Linked DNA regions of Homo sapiens: region 1 is linked to region 2. Evidence: chromatin contacts called from ENCODE Hi-C or POLR2A ChIA-PET data. All regions are on one chromosome and are shown on one strand. Each heading gives the region's core, a stretch centred on a gene start or an enhancer-like site at or near the end of the contact. The rest is flanking DNA. Distances are from core to core; before and after follow the strand shown. Region 1 holds the start of MAPRE3-AS1 (MAPRE3 antisense RNA 1). Region 2 overlaps DPYSL5 (dihydropyrimidinase like 5).

The links. A loop is a pair of places that touch in the nucleus more often than their neighbours do. ChIA-PET counts read pairs that join two places held with the same protein, here RNA polymerase II (POLR2A).
Region 1: a map of endothelial cell of hepatic sinusoid shows a loop between it and region 2 (2.9-fold over the local background). The contact joins the promoter of MAPRE3-AS1 here to the enhancer-like site in region 2. A Hi-C loop is called at or near these places in 1 of 168 maps with a recorded cell type or tissue (endothelial cell of hepatic sinusoid). POLR2A ChIA-PET finds 5 or more read pairs at or near these places in 3 of 52 experiments (Panc1, WTC11 and activated CD4-positive, alpha-beta T cell).

Annotation. Positions count from the first base shown.
Region 1 is chr2:27,012,800-27,018,945 of GRCh38, forward strand. MAPRE3-AS1 (MAPRE3 antisense RNA 1) reads right to left here and starts at 1,789. Exons shown (of 6, transcript NR_149018.1): 1 at 1,702-1,789. The region is part of intron 1 of MAPRE3 (microtubule associated protein RP/EB family member 3); the gene reads left to right.
Region 2 is chr2:26,858,528-26,864,751 of GRCh38, forward strand. All of the region lies in intron 1 of DPYSL5 (dihydropyrimidinase like 5), which reads left to right. Among named protein-coding and RNA genes, the nearest start is that of DPYSL5, 14 kb to the left of the region's middle. Within about 2 kb of position 3,517, at least 2 of the 41 ENCODE cell types and tissues checked have a DNase peak (open chromatin) inside an H3K27ac peak, as active enhancers do.

The DNA of each region.
Region 1 (6,146 bases), core at 539-3,038, 150 kb after region 2:
AATGACTGTGCCCTCTCAAAAGGGCACAGAAGTAAAACTGGGAGGATTTTGGGAGGGGACTGGATGTGGGGTGAAAGGTATGGTGAGAGCAGAGAAGAGGGGCCTGAGCCTGGGGTCAGGGGAAAGTAGGCTAAACAATTCACAGGATGCAGACATTTCAGAGAAGGGTGACACATCACTTGGCCCTGAACAACAACTATAAGCCAGACAGTCCAAAGAGACATAGTTCCAAAGGAACATAAAGTGACATGGCTTGTTATGTGTCCCCAGAGACATGGATGTGCTTTTGGAACTTGAAGGATAATTAAAAAAACATCAGACCCACCAGGGCTGCTGCAAACATGACAGTTCCCTTCCCAACACGTCATGGCAGCTGCTGCAGCTCCCTTCCCTCTATCCTGAGGCTAGCCACAGATGGGCCAGCAGCCCACCCCCAGAGCAGACCAAGCAGAGAGGTGCTCCCAGGAGTTACCAGGTTCCACTCTCGGAACCATCTTAAAATCCTGTTCTGGGAAATCCAGCAGCACCATGTTATATGCATTAGAGGGAGACTGTTTAAATCCCTTGCCAAGGTTCCCAAGGCTTCGTGCTGCATCTGTTTGCGTGTAGCCAGGGAGTGCAGCTAGCATTCTCCTCTCCTTGCTTCTCCATGTAGCCAGTGGCACCTCCTCAGGGTCAACAAACAAGAAATAAAAGCAGAAAACCACACTTTCTGAGTCCACCTGCCATCTGAACCCCCCAAACCCTAGTTTAACCTCTCCCATTCATTCATTCATTCATTCAATAAATATATAGGTACTGAGAAGCTATTGTGCACTGAGCCCTGAGCCAGTACTAATTGAGGGAAGAAATGGGCAACATAGCTTCAAAAGCACAGCTCTGTCTTTCTGCCTGAGGCAGCAGAGAGTGGATACCCAAGGCTGTCCCTACTCTCTCCCTGCTCAGGACCCTGATCAGAGGGTCTGTGGGAATTGGGTCAGGGTGCAGGAAAGAAGATGTTGAGTCAGATATGTCTATGTCAGTGATCTTGCCTATCAGTAAAGGTTGCTCAGCCCCCAAAGCAGCGTGATGGTGAACCTTTGGCTCCTGCCAGCGGTACTCATTATCCTTCCAACAGCCCCATGCTCAATCATACCATCATTCTGATGCTTCATGAGAACTGAGGCTTGGATATCTTCGCCTACTTGCTTGTGTCTCACAGGCAGCGAATGGCAAAGCCTGTAGCCAAGTCACACTGTCTGCCTTCTGCTGGGAGCCTTGGATTGATGGGTGACTCCATGGACATTTGTTGACCTAAAAAGTAGGTGTTTGAGGAACTGAAAGATCTCCAGCAAAGAACGTTTAGAAAGAAAATATTGCCTATCTGCCCACCTAGATGAACCCTACTGAAATGGATTGATTTTAGCGATGAGAAATTTTGTTTACTATACTGCAGGGTTTCCGTTAACCCTCGAAGTTATGGTCAGATAGGGTGACCTAGCCAGAACCTACCCCAAGGACTCCTTCCCTGGCTAGCAGCTACAGGGATGTGGCACCATTATCCCAACCAGCCTGGGGAGAGCCTTAGTAAGAGTTCAGATCATTATTCAGCAGGACATGTCCAGGATCCCAGTGGCTGGAACTTCAGCAGGGCTCAGGGTCTTAGAGTTGTGACCTAAAAGTGTTGTGAGAACAAAATCCTGGAGGAGTTTCAGTCCCTACCTGAACCCACAGCCGTCCAGATCCCTGTCCTGGATGTGTGGGAGGGGGCGCATGCTGGGCTCCAGGCCAACCCTGCAAATACTCCACTTGCCCCGTCTCTGCATTGATTAATCCAGCTTTGAGAGGCTGAGCCTCTCAATGAATCAGGTCCTTGCTCAGCCATAAGAAGAAGGTGATTGGCCAGGTCTGCCAGGGCTTTGTGACCCGCTGGCTTGCTCCCCAGCCCCTCAGAACCCCTCAGCCCCACCTGCACATACTGCCTCCATGCAAGCCCAGAATAACCTGGATGTGTGACTCACAGGGGTAGGGGTAGCAATTTTGCAGATTTTCCAAACAGGTGACTTCAGCCCCCGGGCCTGGGCAGGAAGGGGTAGCCCAGTGACAATGGGCATAGTCCCACTTCAGGAACGGGAAACGTGTTGGCTGGCTCTGTGGAGTTCTCTCTCTTCTGATCCCACAGCATCTGTTCCAGTTGTCTTGGCCGGTAGGATGGCGTCTACAAAGCAGGCTATATGGGAAATCTGGAGCTGGGGAGGGATTGTGGTCAGAGCCCAGCTTTGGGAAGCCCATGTGGCTGTCTCAAGGCAAAGCAGCAGAGAAAAGTTCTGTAGTCTGTCTCCTTTCTGGACTGGCATTTCCATGGTCTGAGACCAGAGGCTGGCTGTGTGTCAGGCACCTACTCCTCGAACAAATGCCCTTAGATTCTCACTGTCTGTCCCCGCGATGCTGACAGCACTTGCCAAATACATACTGAATGTCAGGCTCTGTGCTCAGCACTGTGTACACATGGCTCACTTAATCCTCATAACTGTTCTGTGAGGTGGGAGCTGTCACTGTCCTCACTTTATAGATGAGGACACTGAGACCTAAAGTCAAGTCAGACAGCTAGGACATGGTACAACTAGGATTTGAACCCACCTGATGTGCCTGGAGATCTAGTGTTCTTAAGCACTACCTTTCTGGAGCTTGCTGGAGGCATGCTGGCCACCTCCTTCAGGACTGGTAGACCTGGTGTGTCTTTCATAGCCACGCTGGGCAGAGGGTGGAGGCCTGGAAACTGCAGGGGGTTCTTCCAGGGACCAGCCAGAACAGGGCTAAACTTGGGGTAAAAAGAGCTCTAGAGAATTAGAGAAGACTGAGGGCCCCTAAATTACCCTTAAGACATATTTGTGGAAGACAGATTTAAAAACAAAAAGCCAAAATTAGATTTAGGCTGGTGATAAGGTCATTAAATAATAGAATGTGAAATTTCAGTTGTGCAGACTTATTGGCCATCTTTATGATTTAAGAATATAAGTGCCTAGATCTAAGTGCAGTCCTAATCGCCTGGGAAGGAAGCAGATGGTCTCTAGAAACCCTTCTGACCATGGGTTAGTGGGATTTGGTCTTGATGACCATTTTTAAGGCCTCAGTCTGCAGAATGACCAGCAGCTTCCCCTCCCGCAATGAGAGCTGTAATTGCCTTTCCCAGTTGCCTGTGAATGCACCATGAACCTTACAGTCCTAGTATAGGAAATGACTCAGCAAAATCACCAGATTAAACCTCCTCAACTTTTCTTTCCCTTGGCTCCATTCCTGATAGCAGGAGTCGAGGCCCTTCAGAGCAGGCTTTCCCCAAAGCCACGTTGTCGGTCTGATCCTCGAATGGGGATCCGCCTGGATGATGACATGCCACAATCCAATCAGGGTCTGTTTCTCCTGACAGTCACATGTGCCAAAGATCATGGTAGAAACATGTGGATGGGGTTGGAAGACACTGCTACTACATCTCTTGGGACAGAGCCTGCCCCCTCCGAGTGGCTACCTACCATTCTCTCCGGGGAGGTGAAGGAGCTCTTGGGAACAAGTGTGTTATTATTAAGAGTTTCGTCAGGTTATGTCTTTTTTTTTTTTTTTTTTTTTAAGATGGAGTGTCGCTCTTTTGCCCAGGCTGGAGTGCAGTGGCGCTATCTTGGCTCACTGCAAGCTCCGCCTCCCGGGTTCACGCCATTCTCCTGCCTCAGCCTCCTGAGTAGCTGGGACTACAAGTGCCCGCCACTGTGCCCGGCTAATTTTTTGTATTTTTAGTAGAGACGGGGTTTCACCGTGTTAGCCAAGATGGTCTGGATCTCCTGACCTCATGATCCGCCCACCTCGGCCTCCCAAAGTGCTGGGATTACAGGCGTGAGCCACCGCGCCTGGCAGGTTATGTCTTTGCTGTAATTGGAGGCAGCTGGTCCACTTAGACCCTGATGCTTGGGCAAATACTTTATACACCTCTGCCCCCAGCAGCTGGTCTGGTGTGAGTCCAGGCCCAAGTCAACCCCCAATGCAAAAGCCAATCAGAAGTTGGACCTCTTTGGTGAGTTCAAACTGTGGTTTTAGGGGATACGGAGGCTGGCTTAGTTCAGTCCAGGATCTTAGAACAGCCCCAATGCTCCAGGCCCCTCAGCCAGCCCAGCTTTTAGAGGCTCCCAATTTGAGCTCTAAACTGAGCTCTGGAAAGGGGGTTTGGGGGATGGGGGATACATTTAAAGGAGTTTTTGCTCAGGACCTGGGTGCCACCTGCTGGCCATGTTTAGTTCTACTTACAGAGCCAAAGCTACGAGAGGAAAATTAAAAGGGCATCCTGCCCTCCCCAATGTGATGTTTGCTCAAAGGAAACAAGGAGGCTGTTACTTCATGCTGCCCTAGCAGGTGCAGCAGAGAATTCCTGCAGAGACCCCTGGGTGCCCTGGATGAGTCCTCCTGAGCCAAATGGACCCCCATTAGGGCAGAGTGTAGCACCAGTTGTGAGGACCTGAGCGAGTCCTGAGTAGGGACTGAAGCTGTGTTCCTGCTACTAGCTACCTGCTTCCCCAGAAGCCCCATAGTGGGTAACAGCATGATTCGTTGCTGGGTCCTGAAAGGAGCCATTTTTTCCAGCTTCCTTCACACAGGCACTGCTGCCACTCATGGGACCCTAGAGTCAGACCGAAGGTATGGAAAATGCCCTCCCTTCATCAGGCATTGACAAGACTGGGTCAATGCTGAGAAGACCTGGGCATTTTTCAAGCCGCTATGTGGCTCTTAGTGACTCTTGGGAGCCCTAAAAGCAAGGCCTTTAGTTGTGTTCTAAACTCCAGGGAAACTGGAGATTTTCCCTGTGTGCCAAGGACTGGCTAGTATTTTCCCCCCAGATAAGTGGCAGAACATCCCAATGTTCCAGCCTTTGCCATTGCAACAAAAGCCAGTAAATCACAGCTAAGTATGCATATCAAATGAAGGCTGTGGTTCTCATACAGGGCTGTGCACCAGAATCATCTGGGCTATTCTTTAAAATTATGTGTGTGTGTGTGTGTAAAATATGTGCATATAACATATAATGTATATATAATATATCATACACACACACACTTGGGCTGCACTGTAGCCTCTTGAAGTCTCTGCAGGAGAAGCCAGTGGACTCTCCTAGTAAAGAATCTCTGCAATGCATGGAAGAGGCCTGAACCATTAGCAGGTCCAATCCTGTGGAACCAGGAAAGCTGCCCCCAGGCTGGAAGACCCTTGAGGCTCAAATGATTTCAATCAAAAACTGGAGGATATATTTGGACTAAGACCATTGCCTTTCCTTTTCTTCAGTAGTCACCCCTTGAAATTCATACACTTTAAGCAGAACAAAGTCCCTAAAGTGGCTCGGAAACTCCCAGGGCCAACCTAAGACTACTCCTTGCCCCCAGAACCACCCAAGACCAGATCAGCCCCTCTGAGGCCTGTCAGCCACAGCTGGCCCAGAATCACTCTGCCCCAGGGGCCTCATAGGGAAATGAGTCTCTGAGCCTGTGGAACACTCCTGCAGAGTCATTCTGGACAGTTCCCGGAATAGCTGGTGCCCTCTGCACCAGCTCCTGGCCGTCCTCTGCACCCTCCCTGGGGACCTGGCAGAGTCTGACCACTGTGGCCCTGGGGTCATTCACATCCATCTCTCTACCTCTGCATGCCCTCTCCTTCCCTATTCTTGTGGCACTTGCTGTTTCTAGCACACTTTGGGGCATTTGGTTATACTGTTCTCATGTGTGCATTACTCTCCCCAATAAGATTATGAACTCCTTGAGGACAGGGACAAATCTTTTCAATTTCTTGCAGTCCACAACTAAATAATACTCATCAAAATCAGATGCCCTTTCCTTGACCCTACCCACTCTGCCCCTTCGGCAAGCTTAGCATCCATCCACCCATCCACTCCTCCTCCTGTTACTTTAGGTGCATCCTGGGAACTCAGAAACACTCCCCTGACTCCAGTCTGCAATTCCACTCCACCAATATGGTTAGGCAGTTATTATCCACCAAGAACTGGTGTAGAACCCGAAAGTGAATGGAACAGAGCCTGACCATTGAAGAGCTTACAGTCAGGTGGAAGGGGCAGGCACACACATTTTTATTTATTTATTTATTTATTTATTTATTTATTTTTTGGAGATGGATTC
Region 2 (6,224 bases), core at 2,267-4,766:
CACTTAAATATTTCATATTTCATATCTTTTATAATATAGGATTTAATTTTTTTTTTTTTTGGAGACAAGGTCTCACTCTGTCACCCAGGCTAGAGTGCAGTGGCATGATTGGGGCAGCCTCGATTTCCCAGGCTCAAGCAATCCTCTCACCTCACCCTCCCAAGTAGCTGGGACCACAGGTGCAGGTGGATGCCACCACACCCAGCTATTTTTTTTTTTTTTTTTCCGTAGAGATAGGGTCTCCCTATGTTGCCCAGGCTGGTCTTGAACTGCTGGTCTCAAGCAATCCCCCCGCCTTGGCCTCCTACAGTGCTGGGATTACAGACATCCACCACCACACCTGGCCTAATTTTGTACTTTAAAATATATAAATCTAATACTCCAATATTTAATCAATTATAAACCACCCATAGACAATTTTGTTTGCCTAGCTAATGTAATTTTGGCTGATTCCATTCAAGCCTTTGTCCATATGTTTACATAAATTTTTACAGAGTTGTTACCATGGCATGGAAATTATTTCATATTCTGTTCTTTCATCAAAACTTTTCCATGTCTCTATCTAATTTACAAATTGAAGCTTTTAAATGGCAGTCTTCAGTTCCGTTGGAATGTACTAGATTCCATTTTTTTAATTCATTTTGTTTTCATATGTTATTAGATTCTATTTATGCATTTACTTATTGATGAACATTAAGGTTATGTTCAAGTTTTTAATTATTTTAGATAGTACAACCACAAAAATCCTCATTCGTATCTTTGTGAACATCACATATATCATTTTCATACCTAGCTGATAATATGTTTTTGAGAATAGAGATTGTGTTTTTTTTTTTTCCAAATGTTTTTGGCATAGGGGGTACAATTCTATCTATAGTACCTGATAGTTTTCACATTAAGAGAAATGTATAAATACCTGTTAATTCCTTTATTTCAGGACCAACTTCACAAAGTTTCCTGATCAGCAAATACTTTCTAATCAGCCTTAATTGGCAAGTTGGTCATTGAAGAATTTGTGTGAAAGTAGGAATAAAATTGTGTGAGCTACTCAGTCATTAACAGGAATAATTTGGAGGACAAAAGATTCCAAGTGAAGCTGATTTTTATCAATTAATTCTATAAAATTGTGCTGTCTCAGTGGCAGATAGCACCTGATGTTGGCCATTATGACAGAAATTAAATGGTCTTGGTGTTGCAGAGAGATGATTCGGTTATGAGACGCACCCATTGCTAAGTTTGAGTATCTGGTAACAGAGTGCAAATAGCCAGAAATGGAAATGAATGTTAGTGCTGCCTGGCAAGGGAGAGAGAGGTTTACTGTCTGATAACTGTGCACTTAACTTGCCTTGGGCTGTTGTTTGAGATGGGCTTGAACCTCCTCTCAGACCTGCACCTATTTCCTGAGTGCCTGCAACGGGCAGTGCGATTTCCAGGAAGGAGCTAGTGCATGGGAGAGAAATGGGGTTGGAATCCTGACTGTTACTTCCTAGGCACGAGAGATCTTGGGTAAAGTCATTTTATCTCCTCAAGCCTCAGTTTCCTTGTGAACTAAAGGGATGCTAATATCGTCCTCACAGGCTTCTAGAGGACTAAAGTGAAAACGTGCACTGAGTCTGGTGGGAGTGTGGTAAGTGCTAAGTGGAGCTAATGGTATTGTCCAGATGCTAAATTAGGTGCTTTGTGACATATAAATGTATATAAAAACAATCAAAGGGACATGATTGTCAAATGGACACAGGCTGGACAATATGACAATTGGAGAATGTAAACTTCTCCCTCACATAAGGAGAAGTTTAGCACAACGCCTCTCCCCTCCTGTGTCTGTCAAATGAGAAGATGCAGACTGGATGCTGTCCTGACTGCTTTGATGTCCTGTGACAGACACCCTGTGTTGCTGCTGAGCTGTCACAATTCTTCATTGGTGAAAACTGGCAGATTTGCAGTTTGACACTATCTATCAAAATTAAAACTGCACATTCCTTTTAACCCAGCAGTACCACTGCTAGCAATTTTTCCTAAAGATATACAAGCACATGTGCTTGATGAAAAATAGGAAGGGCTGTTATTGCAGCACTATTTGTACTAGGAAAAAATTAGACATGACCTATCATTGGAGAATGAATGGAATGCACTATGACACGTCCTTACAAAGGAATACCATACAGCCATTACAAAGAATAAGGCAGGTATTTCTGTTCTGATGTAGAACAATCTCTAATATATATCATTGAATGGGAGGAAAACAATGCAGAACAATATTTAATGCGTGCCACCCTTTCTGTAATACATTATGTAATGTGAAATATATACTTAAATATGCATAGACCATCCATGGAAGGAAACACAACAAAACCTATGATGTTGCTTGTCTCTGGAGGGGTCAGGGAGGAGCTGGGAAAACTCACAATTTACATGGCTTTAAATGTTTATCATGTCTATGTTTTACCTGTCTAAACAGTAATAATAATTTGTCACCCGTGGCTGGCTCTGGCTCACCCTGTCAGAGACTCAACAAGACTTGAGGAGGGTGAAGTTCTTGGGCCCATGTGGATGGCTTATGTTCCCAAACGGACCCCCAGATGCAGGCCTCCGAAATAAGACACAAGCATACAGAGTTGGGCTTTCAGGCTTACTGAACAGACAGACTGTGTTTTTTTGACTGCCCATTCAAACAAGAAAGGCTCTGAGATCAGGAAGTAGGTATGACCCATTATTGCTGACTATCAAATAGCTTTTCCAATATTTCCCCTTTGAGTCTTTTTTATTCAGAGGAAAACTTGGTTGGAACTGTAGGACACAGAAGATGAGAAGCACTAACTGGGCATTGTGAACCTTCCCACAGGTTCACAATGTGTGTGATGTGTGTGTCTGCTCATCCCTTCATCCCTTCCTTCAGGCAGCAAGTGCTTGATGAATACCTGCACTGGGCCAGGTGTCATCATAGGATATTGGGTCTAAAAGAACTTTAGAGAACGTTTAGTCATTTCACAGAGGAGGAACCCACAGGGCACTTTAGCTTTCAGTGAGTGGTATCGGTGCAGAGAGAATGGTGATTTTTGCCTTCTTTGGTCTCGGATGATGGGTTAGGAAGCCTCTGGATGCTCCTATAGAATTGGCTTCCTCATGTAGAGCATTCATTTCATTTTGCCTTGTGTTTCAATTACTTGTGGACATGTTTTCTCTCTAAGGACGTGAAGACAGATTCATGCCATCCCCCGGCCATGATCTCTAACTCCTGGTGTTCACACTCTTATGTAATCCTCTATCTTTGAATGTGGCAGGACCTGTGACCTGCTTCTAACTAATAGGATACAACAGGGGTGATGGGAATGTCCTTTCCCTTATTATGTTATATAATACCTTATCTTGCTAGCAAACTCCTTTTGGAGACTCTTTTTGCTTGATGAAGTAAGTGGCTATTTTGGGAAAGCCCACTTGGCAAGAAATTGGTGGCTTCTAGGAGCTGAGGGTGTCCTCTAGCTGAGAGCCTGCAACCATGTGGAAATGAATTCTGCCAACAATGTGACTGAGTGTGGAAATAAGTTCTCCCCCAGGCAGGTCTCCAGATGAAAACATAGCTCATCCAGCATCTTGATTGCAGCCTTGTGAGGCTCTAAGCAGAGGACCCAGGGCTCCTGACCCACAGAGTGTGAGGAAATAAGCTTGTGTTGTTTTAAGCCACTAAATTTGTGATCATTTGTTACACAGCATAGAAAACTAATACAGGGCTCTCTTGTGGCACTTGGCGCAAGGCCCCTCAGCAAGTTGGTTATCAATGAATATGTTGAGCTGAATTTATTTCTCTTTCTTTTCGTGAATGTATCTCACAATAATTGCCTGAAGTGCTCTCACTTGGGTGGTCATATAATTTATATTTCAAAGCAGAGCACTTTGGAGAGTGATTATTATTTGCTATTAATGATCTACTTGGGTCTATAGGGATAAACTGGGTCTATGCCAGGCATACTGGGAGGTATGGTCCCCCAAGCTATGATAATCTCATCATTTATTGTCCACGTTTTCCTGGCTCATTTTGCCCCAGGAAGCCATTGCATGTTTGTTGATTATTTTTCTTCTGGGTCTGCACTCTTCCTTCCCCCTCCCCATCCCTACCTGCTCCCTGGCTTCTGCCTGGATGTTGGCAGAGAGCCGCTGTGTGCCTGACTGTGACAAGGCTGGTGGAAGTCACCGGGATGCCAGGCACATCCAGCCTCTGTGTGGAGGTCCAGCAGAGTGGGGCAGCTGTATTGACTAAGTTGGTGGGAAGGGAGGCTGGGACGGAGCTGTGCAGAGGAATTTACTAGAAGCAGTTGCAGGAGTGATCAGCACCCCATTACATGGCCATTTTCAATGTGTACAGCCTATTCCAGAAGCTGTTTCTGCCTGCCCCTGGTGTTTTTGTTGGGTTTTGTTCAGGTGGAGGGGAGGGGACTTGTTGAGGTGCCCTCCCCTTGGAATCCCCTTTTTGGAATAGACCCTGTAGCATCTGACACATGCACTCTGAGGGCCTCTCTCCAACACAGCGGGAGGAGAGGCTCCCTTTCCCCCACCACCCACCTCCATAATTATCTTCCTCAGAATCCATATGGGGAGCCCAGTCCCTTCCCACATGTCACCAGAATGTCCCTTCACTTTTTCACTGAGCCAACCACTTGCATTGCCCCTGGCCCACCCCTTCCTCCAATGTTCAGCTGTGTGGAGCCATACTAGCCCTGGCACTCTTGGCCACAGCTCTGACATGGGCCCCAGGCCATTGGCATCCTCCCCCTTTAAGCTGGCTCAGTTTCAGCTGCTGACCAGGAGTGTGGGACAGTCTTGACCTGCCCCCCAGGCATGTACCTATTTTCTTGACTTGTGGACCAGGCTGGAGTTTCCATTCCTTTCCTATCACTGCTTCTCAAATCTTGCCCAGAATGGTAAAGGAAAAGGAGCTCATACCCCTGGGAGCTTGTGGGCTGGGCCTGCAGCACCCTGGTACAAGTTGGAAATATCTTTGAAGCCTGCTTGAACAGCTTTATTGAGTATTGAGATACAACTTTCATACCATAGAGTTCACCCATACTAAGTGTGCAATGCAATGGTTTCTAGTGTGTTCACAGAGTTGTGTAGTCATCACCATAGTCTAAATTTACCACATTTTTGCCACCCCAAAAGAAACTCCATACGCATTAGCAGTCACTCTCTGTTTCTTCCACTACCATCTCTTCCCCAACCCTCCAGCCCCTGGCAACCACTAATCTACGTATTGTCTCTAGGGATTGGCTGATTCTAAACATTTCATATACATAGAATCGTACAATATGTGGCCTTTTGTGACTGTTGAAGCCACATTTTTTAATCTTAAGAAAATTAATGCACTGTCTGCACTCTAGTTCACAGTATTTCCTTTTCGTTTTAATAGATACAAGGAATTTCAGAAATTACATATAGTTAGACCGGGTGCAGTGGCTCACACTTGTAATCATAGCACTTTGAGAGGCCAAGGTGGGTGGATCATTAGAGCCCAGGAGTTTGAGACCAGCCTGGACAACATGACAAAACCCTATCTCTTTCAAAAAAATACAAAAATTAGCCAAGTGTAGTGGTGCGCGCCTGTAGTCCCAGCTACTTGGGAAGCTAAGGTGGAAGGATCACTTGAGGCCTGGAGGCGGAGGTTTCAGTGGGCCCAGATCGCTCCACTGCACTCCAGCCTGGGCAATGAATCCAGACCCTGTCTCATAAAAGAAAAGAAATTACACACAGTTTAAATGTTTAGCCCCACAAGAGTGCTCCAGGAAGAAAGAAGTGCCTTACTCATGCCACACCCCTGGGGCCCCAGTCTGAAAGGGGCTATGCCTCAACAATGCTGACAGCATCCAGATGGCTTTCCATCCAGAGCAGGTGCAGATCCCAAAGTAGGATTATTTGAGTAGATGATGGGAAAGGTGGGGAAGATGATTAACATTCTCTAAGCATCTGCCACTAGCCAGGCACCATCTAAGTACCACGGAAAGGAAAAGGTGGATGGAGGTGCTGGTCTTGAAGAAGTCTCAGTCACTTTCTGGGTGTAGATTGTGCAACTGTCAGTAAAGTGACAGAGAATGACTAACGTGAACCATCCTGGCCATTAGGATGCAGCAGAGATCTTCACTGATGAGTGTTGGACTGGATTTGGGAAGAAGACGCTAGGCAGAGGGATGAGTGTGAAGCTGCAGGAAGGGCCAGGCACTTGGAGAGGGACCTAC